2 separate regions of the Homo sapiens genome follow, and region 1 is linked to region 2. A link is a contact called in ENCODE Hi-C or POLR2A ChIA-PET data. All regions are on one chromosome and are shown on one strand. Each heading gives the region's core, a stretch centred on a gene start or an enhancer-like site at or near the end of the contact. The rest is flanking DNA. Distances are from core to core; before and after follow the strand shown.

Region 1 (5,985 bases), core at 2,559-5,058, 360 kb before region 2:
CTTCTGCCTCATCCTCCAGAGTAGCTGGGATTGCAGGTGCACAACAGCATGCCCAGCTAATTTTTTTTTTTTTTTTTGAAACGGAGTCTCGCTCTGTTACCCAGGCTGGAGTGCAGTGGCGCAATTTAGGCTCACTGCAAGCTGCACCTCCCAGGTTCACGCCATTCTGCTACCTCAGCCTCCCGAGTAGCTGGGACTACGGGCGCCCGCCATCAGGCCCGGCTAATTTTTTTTTGTATTTTTAGTAGAGACAGGGTTTCACCGTGTTAGCCAGGATGGTCTCGATCTCCTGACCTCATGATCCGCCCGCCTCAGCCTCCCAAAGTGCTGGGATTACAGGTGTGAGCCACTGCACCTGGCCAAGCTAATTTTTTTGTATTTTTAGTAGAGATGAGGTTTCACCATGTTGGCCGGACTGATCTCTAACTCCTGACCTCAAATGATCCACCCACCTTGGCCCTCCAAAGTGCTGAGATTTCAGGCATGAGCCACCAATGCCAGGCCTATGTCTTTATTTCCCTCAATAATGTTTTATAGTTTTTTTGTATGTGTGTATGTAGTCTTTGCACATCTTTCATTAGGTTTATTCCTCAGCATTTGATATTACTTGATGCTATTGTAAACATCATTGTTTTTAAGAAAAAAAATTTTTTTTTCTCGTTCACTGCAACCTCTGCCTCCCAGGTTCAAGTGATTCTCCTGCCTCAGCCTCCTCAGTAGCTGGGACTACAGGTGCCCACCACCACGCCCGGCTAATTTCTGTATTTTTAGTAGAGACGGGATTTCACCATGTTGGCCAAACTGGTCTCAAACTCCTGACCTCAGGTGATCTGCCCGCCTTGGCCACCCAAAGTGCTGGGATTACAGGCTTGAGCCAACATGCCCAGGCAAGAAATTTATTTTCTAACTGTTGGTGACATATAGAAATTGCAACTGATTTTTATATATTGATCTTGTGTCCAACAACTTTGCTGAACTCATTCTAACAACTTACCTATAGGTTCCTTTGAAATTTTTACATATACAATCCTACTGCTTGTGAATTAGTTTTTTTTCCCTTCCAATCTTCATAACTTATTATTTTTCTTGCCCTACTGCACTGGATAGGCCCTCCGATATAATACTGAGGCTTGTGGTCATGAATATAAAATGAGACCAATTAGCACGGTTGTTTGTTTTTCTCCAGCAATGTTCTGCTGCGCTAGAGGCAAACAATACGTAAATAGTCTATTTTAACGGGGTTAGATTTTAGCCCAGCAAGTTTGTCTAAGAAGAACAGGGCAGGCCGGGCACAATGGCTCATGCCTGTAATCCCAGCACTTTGGGAGGCCGAGGCGGGAGCATCACAAGGTCAGGAGATCGAGACCAGCCTGGCTAACACGGTGAAACGCCGTCTCTACTAAAAATACAAAAAAAAAAATTAGCTGGGCATGGTGGTGGACGCCTGTAGTCCCAGCTACTCGGGAGGCTGAGTCAGGAGAATGGTGTGAACCTGGGAGGCAGAGCTTGCAGTGAGCCGAGATCGCGCCACTGCACTCCAGCCTGGGCGACAGAGCAAGGCTCTGTCTCAAAAAAAAAAAAAAAAAGAAAAAGAAAAAGAACAGGGCAGGGAGTTTCCGTGGCACTGAACTCTATAAGGCTAATGACACAGGTCAATAGCTGAGGTGATGAACAATGGACTCGAGATCTCAGTGAGGTCAAAGAACTGCTGGATAATTGAGCTGGACAGGTTGGCCAGGTCTTCCCCTGGAAAGGTACACCTGGCTGGGAGTAGACAAACACAGGGTGGGGTGGAAAAGGCAGGAGAAGGAAAGGCTGAGAAGTGTTAGTGGCAGTATCTGCCACACCCTTACCCTGGTCTTCTGATCGCTCCATCTGCCGCCCAGCAGCCTCAAATCCAGGTCTCTGGGTCCTGGGTGGACCTCTAGTTGGGAGCTGATAAGAGAAGGAGGATAGGCTGGGCACGGTGCCTCATGCCGGTAATCCCAGCACTTTGGGAGGCTGAGGCGGGCAGATCACTAGAGGTCAGGAGTTTGATACCAGCCTGGCCAACATGGTGAAGCCCCATCACATGGTGAAGCCCCATCACACCACTTCACTCCAGCCTGGGTGACAGAGTGAAACTCCATCTCAAAAAAAAAAAAAAAAAAAAAAAATGAGGTTAAACCACATAGGGGTCTTATTAGGAGGCAAGGGCAAGATTTGGAGGTGGAGAGAAGAACTACCACCACTATCACTAACATCTGGTTTTTGTTTTTTTTTTTTTACCGGGAGTGCATTAGGAGCTGCCAATGGGGCTGGGGCATAGAGGTGAGTGCAGATTGAGGGAGAGGGGCTCCACAGAACAGCCACAAAGGGAGGATGACAGTGGGATGACACACAGCAGGCAGCAACATGGAGAGTGATCCGCAATCAATCTCACTACTCAGAAGTGAGGAGCTTTGCTCTCCAAAAGGAGTGTTAGCTGGGACCAGCGCCAGCCCTATTGGTGAGAGGGCAGGGCTTGATTTCCCTCAGCCATAGTCCCTTTATGTCTCTGCACATTTGCCCACACAGTCTCCAAGACCTAGGATGCCCACCCCCAATCCCTATCCCTCCCTGCCCTTCCTTTGCAGATGCGGATCTCCCCTTGGTCATTCAAGGCACTGCTCAGGCATCTTATGCAAGAAGGCGTCCCAGGTTGCGAAGGTGACTCAGACGCCTCCTTTGGGACTCCAACACCCTTCCCCGGCAGAGCCCCTGCCTGTCTGCCTCCGTGGTGTCAGGTTTTGTGCCCTCTACTCACTAGATTGTGGACACAGAAAGCGCTGGTGCTGTCAAAACCACTTCTGGGTTGCCGGGCGCGGTGGCTCACACCTATAATCCCAGCACTTTGGGAGGCCAAGATGGGCGGATTGCTTGAGCCCAGGAGTTCAAGACTAATCTGGCCTACATGGTGAGACCCTGTCTCTATAAAAAATGCAAAAATTAGCCAAGTGTGATGACATGTACCCGTAGTCCCAGCTACTCGGGAGGCTGAGGTGAGAGAATCGCCTGGGGAGTTCGAGGCTACGGTGAGCTGTGATCACCACTGCACTCCGAAAGAGTGAGACCTTGTCTCTAAATAGATAAATAAAACTACTTTGGGGGACTCGCTCCTCCAGCCCCTGCACCGATTGGCTCCCATTCAAAGGAGTTCAGCCCTAAGTGCCTCTGCAGATCTTCCACCCCCACTCACAAACCCGTAGGAACCCCGGCCGTGTATCAGGCCCAGAGCTCTGATCCTGGGGAGGTCCTCAGATTCGTAGACAGGAGAGGGAACAACTGGACACCTGTTGCCTGACCTTGGTAGCCACAAGGGGCGCTCGGGAGGTGGAACCCGCAGAAGCCCCGCCTCCCGGAAGCGGAGCAGTCAAGGGGCGAAAGGATGCGCCGACTGATTGGTTGATGGTGATGTCATAGGGACCGTTCGGGGCGGGCCAGAGGCCTTGGCCAGGAGTTCCTCGCCTGTTAGAACCAGGATCCACCCCATCGCGGGAGCCGCACCCTGTGGAGCGTTCTGGGGTCCCGGCCCTGACCTCTTCCTGGGCTTCGGGATGCCCGCGTCCTCTGCACCCGGCGCTGCAGCTCGTTATCGATTCCGCCTTTGGAGGCCGGTCCGTATAGTGTACCTCCCGGACTCTCTCACGGTTAGCCGGCAACCCGCGGAGCCCCCTCCCCCATGCGATGAGTCCGCCGTGAGGGGCGGGGCCTCCCATTGTGCCAATAGAAACAATGACTGACCGATTGGAGTGCTCCGCGTTCACCCCTCGCCTCCGCTCCTCTCGTGACGTCTGTTGCGCCAGGTCCACCCATTGGCCTGGCGAGACCGGCGCGTGCCAGGAGTTACGCAGGGAGAGCTGGAATGCACCGAGGGTGGGGGGAGGACTGAGTTTCTGTGTCAGTCCCTTCAAGGGGTTAAGGCATGCGGTCGTGACGGACGAGGGGCGGGGACCCGAAGAAGCGGGGCCCGCAGCCATGGGGCAACGCCGGGCTCCACGTGGCATCCCAGAGCACTCGGGACTCGCAGCCTGGGAGGGGGTGCAGCCTCCAGTGAAGGGGCCCCGAGCCCGGGAGACTGCTGGGGACCAGCAAGGCAGGGAAGAATTTGGCCTCTGCTCCCGCCTCGGGAGGGTCATCTCTGGTCCCTGCTCCGCAGGGGCGATCCAAACAAGCAGGTGGTCGCGACATGTTTCATAAAACTAGCTGATGGGATAGTTAAAGCTATTGTTCGGGGTGCTGGCACCCCAGACCCCTCTCCAGCCATCGTCCCCTCTACCCCAGGATTTCACACAGTACCCCCTCCCAGAGCTATGAGAACGCTCATGGGCACCAAAATTTCAGACCAAAATCCGGGACACGGTTCAGAACTAGTGGTCAGGAAGGGGGAACAAGAGATCTGGAAGGACAGAAAAAGGCTGGGAGACGGAGCTGGGACAGCGCCCTAGAAGGAGGGAGGTGGGTGAAGGCGGCGACCGAAAGTGGGGAGGGCGGACCCAACGACGGCGAACCTTCGCGCTCTGTTCAGCACCAGGAGCAACGCTCACGTCCTCAATAAAGATGGCGGCAACATCTTCGGTCCTCAGAGCTGCCATGCGCGATGGGTTGTACCACCGTGTTTCGGGCGCCGGGGCAGAGGTGGAGCGAACCATCGGGGCGGCCGGGAGCCATGTTGGAGCGGCGGGAGGCGGCAGCAGCGTCGGGGATGCTGTGGTGGGGGCGGAAAAAGCCAGGGCCGCACGCCGGAGGGGCTCCGGCCGCGGAGTAGATGGTGCCCAGAGGGCGGCGGGGGTGCGGAGAGACAGGCGGAGGGGCGGGGGCCCGGGGCGGCGGCAGGGGCCCGGGAGGGGGCCCGAGCGGCGGGGCCAGCCCAAGGCCCGGACCGGGGCGGGGGGCGGTGGAGGCCGTGCAGGGAGGCGGGGGATGATGGCGAGGCGGCCGCCGTGGCGGGGCCTCGGGGGACGGTCGACCCCCATACTCCTGCTCCTTCTCCTCTCTTTGTTCCCCCTCAGCCAGGAGGAGCTGGGGGGCGGTGGGCACCAGGGCTGGGACCCAGGCTTAGCTGCCACTACGGGGCCAAGGGCGCATATCGGTGGCGGAGCCTTAGCTCTTTGTCCGGAGTCTTCCGGGGTCCGGGAGGATGGGGGGCCTGGCCTGGGGGTCAGGGAGCCTATCTTCGTGGGGCTCCGAGGGAGAAGGCAAAGCGCCCGGAATAGTCGAGGGCCCCCTGAGCAGCCGAATGAGGAGCTGGGGATTGAACACGGCGTCCAGCCATTGGGCAGCCGCGAACGAGAGACAGGACAGGGACCAGGGTCTGTGTTATACTGGCGCCCAGAGGTCTCCTCTTGCGGGCGGACAGGACCTTTGCAAAGAGGTAGTCTGTCACCAGGGGCTCTGTCCTCAGGGGTCCCGGGCTCGGGGAACAGCTCGCCCCTCCCTTCAGACTTTTTGATTCGGCACCACGGTCCCAAGCCGGTGTCCTCCCAGCGGAACGCTGGGACAGGCTCCCGCAAAAGAGTGGGCACCGCGCGCTGCTGTGGGGAATTATGGGCAACAGGGAGCAAGGGTCAGGGCGAGAGAGCCACGACATCCGGAGCAGAAAGGACAGCCCCCCGGCGGAACTGTCTTCCAGGGGCCTCGGGATCTGGCCCCGAGCTGGATTCAGCACCACGCACGGCGAGGACAGCTCCTGCATCAGGTTCAGCACCCCGCGAGTCTCGGACAGCTCCCGAGCCGGCGCCCAAGCGCATGCGCTCCCGGGGTCTCTTCCGCTGCCGCTTCCTCCCGCAGCGCCCCGGGCCGCGTCCCCCGGGACTCCCGGCCCGTCCTGAAGCCAGGAAAGTAACCTCGGCGAACCGGGCACGCTTTCGTCGCGCCGCAAACCGCCACCCGCAGTTTCCGCAGTACAACTACCAGACGCTGGTGCCGGAGAATGAGGCAGCAGGCACCGCGGTGCTACGCGTGGTT
Region 2 (5,949 bases), core at 682-3,181:
CAGATTCTGGAATGCCATCTGTATCAGTTGTCTGGAATTTGGTTTCACATAAGGTTCTTGTCTTCTGTTTAACTGGTTTGCTGGGACTTCTGAAGTCCTGATGATCATACTGGGAAGGCAGACTCAGGGGTGGCGATGCTGGCTGTGGCCCTCATCTGCTGGGCCATGGTGGTTATTGTGTTGCTTCTTTTGCTGTGTCCTAGAACAGGGGCTTTACTGAGCCACCCATGTCCTCTGAGAGCTTTGCAACTTACAAGGACTGTTCTCTTCCTTCAGGGGCTGGGATGACTTGCTGATTTAAGCCCCTTTGTTGAGATACAGAGGTATTGTCATAATGACTGGGACTTGTGTTGCTCATCTTTGAGGAAGATTTGTTTAGGCTTGCTGTTATCCACCATATCTTTTATTTAGAGTAGTTTGCTGGCTAACTCACTGGGTCCTTTGGCCTACTGCAGATTCAGTTGCTACAACTCCGTCAGTGATTCCGTGTAGGGAGAAGTAATGGGTTGTCATTTTTGGAGTCAGGGTTGGGGGCCTGGGGTTTGAGAATCAGGTCAGAATTCATGGGTTGAGGTTTAGGGATTTGAGGTTGGGATTAGGAGGTTAGAAGATAAGCATCAAGGGCTCAGGATCTAGAGACCAGGTCTAGGATTAAAGGATTATAAATTTAGGGACTAGGGCTTGGGTTAGGATTGGAACTGAGTAGCAGAGGAGTTAAGATTAGAATAGGGGGTGGTGGTCAAGGGTCTAAACAAAAAGAGAAGAGATGCAAGGGTCTGCGGAGAGACTGGAAAAACTTTCCTCGTAAGTTCCCAAAGGTGACTGGGTATCAGGAAACTATTGGGAAGTGGCTTCTTATTGCTGCAGGGACAGAAGCCATGAGTTGGGGATAAACCTTCCAAGAGGGCAACACCTGTGTAGGCAGACACCGAAGTCAGTTAAATGTGCAAGTAAGTCTTTACATTGATGACAGTTATCGTTTATTTTCATTCTTCTCATTCTCAGTGATTTCCCTCAAAAAAAAAAAAAAAAACCCAAGAAACCAAAACACTTTTTTTTTTTTTAACCATCTTTATTCAACCTGTCACCAAGTTTCTGGTCACCTGCCACAGCTGACCCCCGATCCATTCTCCCTGTCCCCATCCTCTCCATACATCACAGTACACACCAGGAATACCCCCAGTTCTCATCTCCTCACCCTGGGCTGCGTCAATAGACTCCAGAGTAACCCAAACCACACCCTGCTGCCCAGATTCCTAATGACACGTGAAAGGCCGTTATGACTTGCTTTCCTCATGCCCTATGCACACCTGGGCTCCAGCCAAGGATCCTCCTTCATCAACCCCCATATTAGCTACGATCCTTCATGCTAATGTATCGCTCAGAGCTCAAAAGACTTTGAAGGGCCTGTGCCTTCGCTATCGAGCGCTTAAGTTCTTTGCCCTCCGCGTACTTTTGACAAATACTGGGCATCAACCATGTTCCAGGAACTACCCTGGGCAAAGAAAATAACTGGGCAAGGTTTCCATCGGTGTCTCTGCTGGCGGGCATCGCCCCCGCCGGGCCGCCACCCTGAACGAGCCCGTCCGGTCCTCTGGGTTCCGCCACCCTGCGTAGCGCTGCGCCAGCACCCGGCCCAGCACTCCCTCCCGCCGAGGGCGCCCAGGCCGGCTTCCGAGGGCGCCCAGGCCGGCTTCCGAGGGGCGGTTCCCACAAGCGAGTTCCGGCGCCCAGAACGGCTTCATCCTCTCGTCCCGTCCGCGGCAAATGCATGCGCCTGGAAAACCCGCCACCCTCCAGGGCAACTCACACCTCACCTCACGCCGCGGCGCAACCGGACTAGGACCCCGAGCAGGGCTGCCCAGGGAGCGCCTGAAGGACCCTGCGAGGGCCGCAGGCTATCCAGCGTGGCGCCTGGTGGCCGGGCCCTGTGCCGGAGGACAAGGTGAACCCGCAGCCGGACTTCTGCTGCACTGGGGCTCCGAATGACCCAGAATCTGGGGTGGGCTTAGGCCCCGGGTACGAGGGGTGAGGGCTGCGCGGTTGCAGGCCTAGAGAAGTAGGGGGCTGGGTCGAGAGTTGAGGCCGTGAGCCCGGGGGGCTGGAGGGCGTGGCCACGGGGGTAGGGGCGCAGGTCCCGGCCGCGCGTGGGTGGACCAGGGCTGGGCCGCCGCCCTCCAGGAAGCGAGTGGTGGCCCCCTCGAGTGCTGGGGTGGCAGTGTACCGACAGCTTTACTTTTTTTTTGTTTTGGAGACGGAGTCTGGTTCTGTCGCCAGGCTGGAGTGCAGTGGCGCGATCTCGGCTCACTGCAGCCTCCGCCTCCAGAGTTCAAGTAATGCTCCTGCCTCAGCCTCCCTAGTAGCTGTGACTGTAGGCGCGCGCCGTTATGCCTGGCTAATTTTTTTGTATTTTTAGTAGAGACGGGCTTTCACCATGTTGGCCAGGATGGTCTTGATCTCCTGACTTCGTGATCCGCCCGCCTCGGTCTTTCAAAGTGCTGGGATTACAGGCGTGAGACACCGCGCCCTGCCTAAAATTTTTAATTCTCATGGAGTCACCTTTAAGTCTAACAGGATTCTCGACTTGTCAGTTTGTTGTAAACCAAGAGTCAAGACAGCCACAACTTAGCTGCGTTAGTAAAGGAACCATGTCCTCCCTACAGGCCGCGTGTTCTTGCCACGAGAACCCCTAGCAGCCTGGCCTTGGAATGGCTGGATGAGGTGCATTCGTTGGTTCATTCAGATACTGTTAAGAGCCAGCTGTGTGCTAGGTACTGCTTACACCTTCTGGTGGTGAAGACGGAACTGAAGGGAACTTGCAAGGAGCTGTGAGAAAGTGTAACGGGAAGTGAGCTAAGATCACTAAGGTGGGCAGGAGGCAACCAGAGAAAGCACATTCAGGACTGCGAAAACTACTCACACAAAGGCTGTCAAGCCAGAAATTCTTTCAAAACTGAAAGGCCCATGAGGTTGGAGCTAGAGAAACTTAAGGAGTGTGGGGTTCCAGATGAGGCTAGAGAGGTACGTGGGGAACCACAAGATCATGCAGAGCCTGGGAGGCCGTGATAAGGATTTTGGTTTTTATTCTAAGAACAGGGTGCCCTTTAAAGGGTTAAGGAGGGGAACCATATGATTAGATTTTCATGTGTGGTTCACTTTGGCTGCTGTGTGGAGATTGTAGAGGTTGGCAGGACAGAAACTGGGAGACCAAAGAGGAGGCTGTCAAGATGTCCAGAGGGGAATGATGATGTCTTAGAGTTATGGTGGTAGCAGTTGAGGATGGGAGAATGGTATGGGTTTTGAGATATATTAGGTAGGGAAAATTGCCAGAAGTTGGTGATCGTGTGGATATGAAGAGTGAGGGAGGGGAGGTGTCATGGATGTCTCTGTAGACAGTTGCTGAAAATGACGTGTTACCACCTGTGGCATTAGGGAGAGTGGGTTAGCTGATCTTGTACTGGTTAGATTGGGTGTGGCTTTATGGTTTGAGTGGAAAATCAGGTTGAAAGCTGTAGAAAGGACATGAATAGGAGCGACCATGGCAGTTTCTTTGCTTGGGCCAGATTCTAATACCACCTTTAACATGATTGACAGTTTTTAGGATAAGATAAATGAGAATGTTGTCTAGACTCTGTCCCTGCCTATGTTAATGGAAGCCTTCTCTGTATTTGTCGACAAATGATTTTATATATATACACACATATATATTATATATATATACACACACACACATACACACATATGTAGTAGAGTCAGGGTCTTGCTTTGTTGCCCAGGTCAAACTCCTGGCCTCAAGTACTGATATTACAGGTGTGAGCCACTACACATGGCCAAATGAGAGATAATATTGAGATAAGATTTTGAGACAAAGTCTTTACTCCTGCAGAGGTGATAAATTTCTCACGTATAACTCGGATTTCACAATTGGAAAAGACCTCAAAATTCCCTTAGTCCAGTTTATAAAATGCTTTTATGTCCATTATATCATTTCTACAATATTGAGCTCTTACACCATGCTAGACATTAGGAATACAAAGATGAATAGAAATAAGACTATATAGGTTTATTTAGTAAATAAAATTGATCAAGCACCTTTGTGTCAGGCACTGTTTCAGATGCAAAATGGTTATGACTTGTTCCTGATGTTGGAGTTGTGTGTTGACCTCAGTGTTACCACTGAGGACAGCTGAGTGTATTAACAGGTTTGATTTGGGCACAGGAGATCCTGATCTCTCCATAATATTAGAATAGAGATGGTGTTTATCCAGCAGACTTTTTGGTATCCTGGTAGCACCTCAGTTGCTGTCCATCAATCTTCCAATTCTAGATTTGATAGGAGAGCACTATGGGATGGAAGATTTTAAGAGATGAATTCATCATTATGAATAGGCCTTGTGGATAGGCTGTTTAGGAGTATAAATTGTAAATCCTCTGTAAAATACAAAAGGAAGTTAGGAAGGGATATTGGCAGAGACAGGTAGTATTTAAACTTGAGTTTCTTTTAATGGGTAATTCCCTCATAGGCTTACAGTTGCACTAGATTGTATACTCCACGGGGGAACTTGAATGCTCCCTCTACAACTCCCCTCCCTTGATCCCATGAGCCCAAATGGGCAATTAAAATAATGTATATGGCCTTAAGATGAAACTGTCAGGTTCTTTATGAGTGTCAGGAGTGAGAGCACTCGTTGGCTTGCAAGGCTGCGTGGCTCCAATGTAGGGAAGGCTGGGAGTGCCGTCCTGAAGGGTTCCTAATACAGCTCTCTAATGGCAGGAGTGAGATGGCCTCAATCTTGCGAAGCCCTCAGGCTCTCCAGCTCACTCTAGCCCTGATCAAGCCTGACGCAGTCGCCCATCCACTGATTCTGGAGGTAAGAATGAATCCTAAGTCTCTACCGCATGCCCTGGGAATTGCTACTGCTTCAGGTGCCATTGGGCCATTTATGGTGACTGACAACACAGACTTGTGCTGGATGCTGTGGAGGCAAAGCTAGAAGCCATGAACTCTGACCTAAGGAGACTAAGAATCCATTGGAGACTTGAGGCAGACCTAAAATGTAAGAAAGGACCCAAAGCAATAATAGAACCGAATATCAAGACAATGTGTATTTGTTAGTTTCTATTGCTACATAACACATTACTCCAGACTTGAGAGCTTAAAACAACACTTATTTGTTATTTCACAGTTCAGTAGTTTAGAGGTCCAGTAGGCTTGGCTGAGTTGTTTGCTTAAGGTCTCACAAGGCCAAAGTCAAGGTATTGGCTGACCAGGTCCTTATCTGGAGGGTCTGGGGGAAGAATTCACTTCCAGACTCATTCAGGTTGTTGGCAGAGTTGATTTCTTATGATGGTAGGACTGAGGCTGCCATTTCCCTGTTGGCCTTCAGGCAGGAACTCCTTTCAGTTTCTAGATACCACTCACATCCCTCATCACATGGCCCAGTCTGTCTTCAAGACAGCTGCAGTGCATTGAATCCTTCTCATGCTTTGAATCTCTCTGACTTCTTCAGCCTCTAGCCAGAGAAAATGCCTGGCATTGAGAAGCCTTCACAATTCTAATCCCACAGGGCTCATGTGATTAATTAGGCCCACCTGGATAATCTCCCTTTTGATTACAGCAGAATCAACTGATTAGTAACCTTAATTTCCCTCAAAATCCCTGTTGTTATGTAATGTAACATAATCATATTGCATCATATTCACAGTCCTGGAGATTAGGGTGGGAAATCTTGGTGGGGCTCGGGGTCATTTTCACATTCTGTGTACCATAGTTTGATAAATACTAACTGAGTAGCACTGCTAAGTAAGCCCACTATGGTGCAGAGGAAGATCTAAGCAGTCAGGAGTGGGGGCCTGGAAGTGGCAGGACTCAGCTGGGCCTCAAAGGAATGGTAAACTTTGGTTAGTGCCAGGAGAAGGACAGGTGTTGCACAGAAGGGAGACGCTGAG

Evidence for each region. Hi-C counts contacts between places; a loop is a spot of excess contacts on that map. ChIA-PET counts read pairs that join two places held with the same protein, here RNA polymerase II (POLR2A). Pooled maps may share reads with other maps.
Region 1: a pooled map shows a loop between it and region 2 (8-fold over the local background). The contact joins the promoter of LINC02585 here to the promoter of NME6 in region 2. A Hi-C loop is called at or near these places in 4 of 37 single-sample maps with no recorded cell type and 12 of 50 pooled maps. POLR2A ChIA-PET finds 5 or more read pairs at or near these places in 2 of 52 experiments (CD4-positive, alpha-beta memory T cell and endothelial cell of umbilical vein).

Annotation. Positions count from the first base shown.
Region 1 is chr3:48,661,591-48,667,575 of GRCh38, reverse strand. It overlaps LINC02585 (long intergenic non-protein coding RNA 2585), which reads right to left and starts at 3,808. Exons shown (of 3, transcript NR_111921.1): 1 at 3,763-3,808; 2 at 1,854-1,935. It overlaps CELSR3 (cadherin EGF LAG seven-pass G-type receptor 3), which reads left to right and starts at 4,690. Exons shown (of 35, transcript NM_001407.3): 1 at 4,690-5,985. The coding sequence starts at 4,942. RefSeq lists enhancers at 2,284-2,868, 3,235-3,304, 3,365-3,724, 4,039-4,624, 4,495-4,684 and 1 more.
Region 2 is chr3:48,297,349-48,303,297 of GRCh38, reverse strand. It overlaps NME6 (NME/NM23 nucleoside diphosphate kinase 6), which reads left to right and starts at 1,931. Exons shown (of 6, transcript NM_001308426.2): 1 at 1,931-1,945; 2 at 4,775-4,871. The coding sequence starts at 4,782. RefSeq lists silencers at 1,509-1,728, 2,029-2,228 and an enhancer at 1,819-1,948.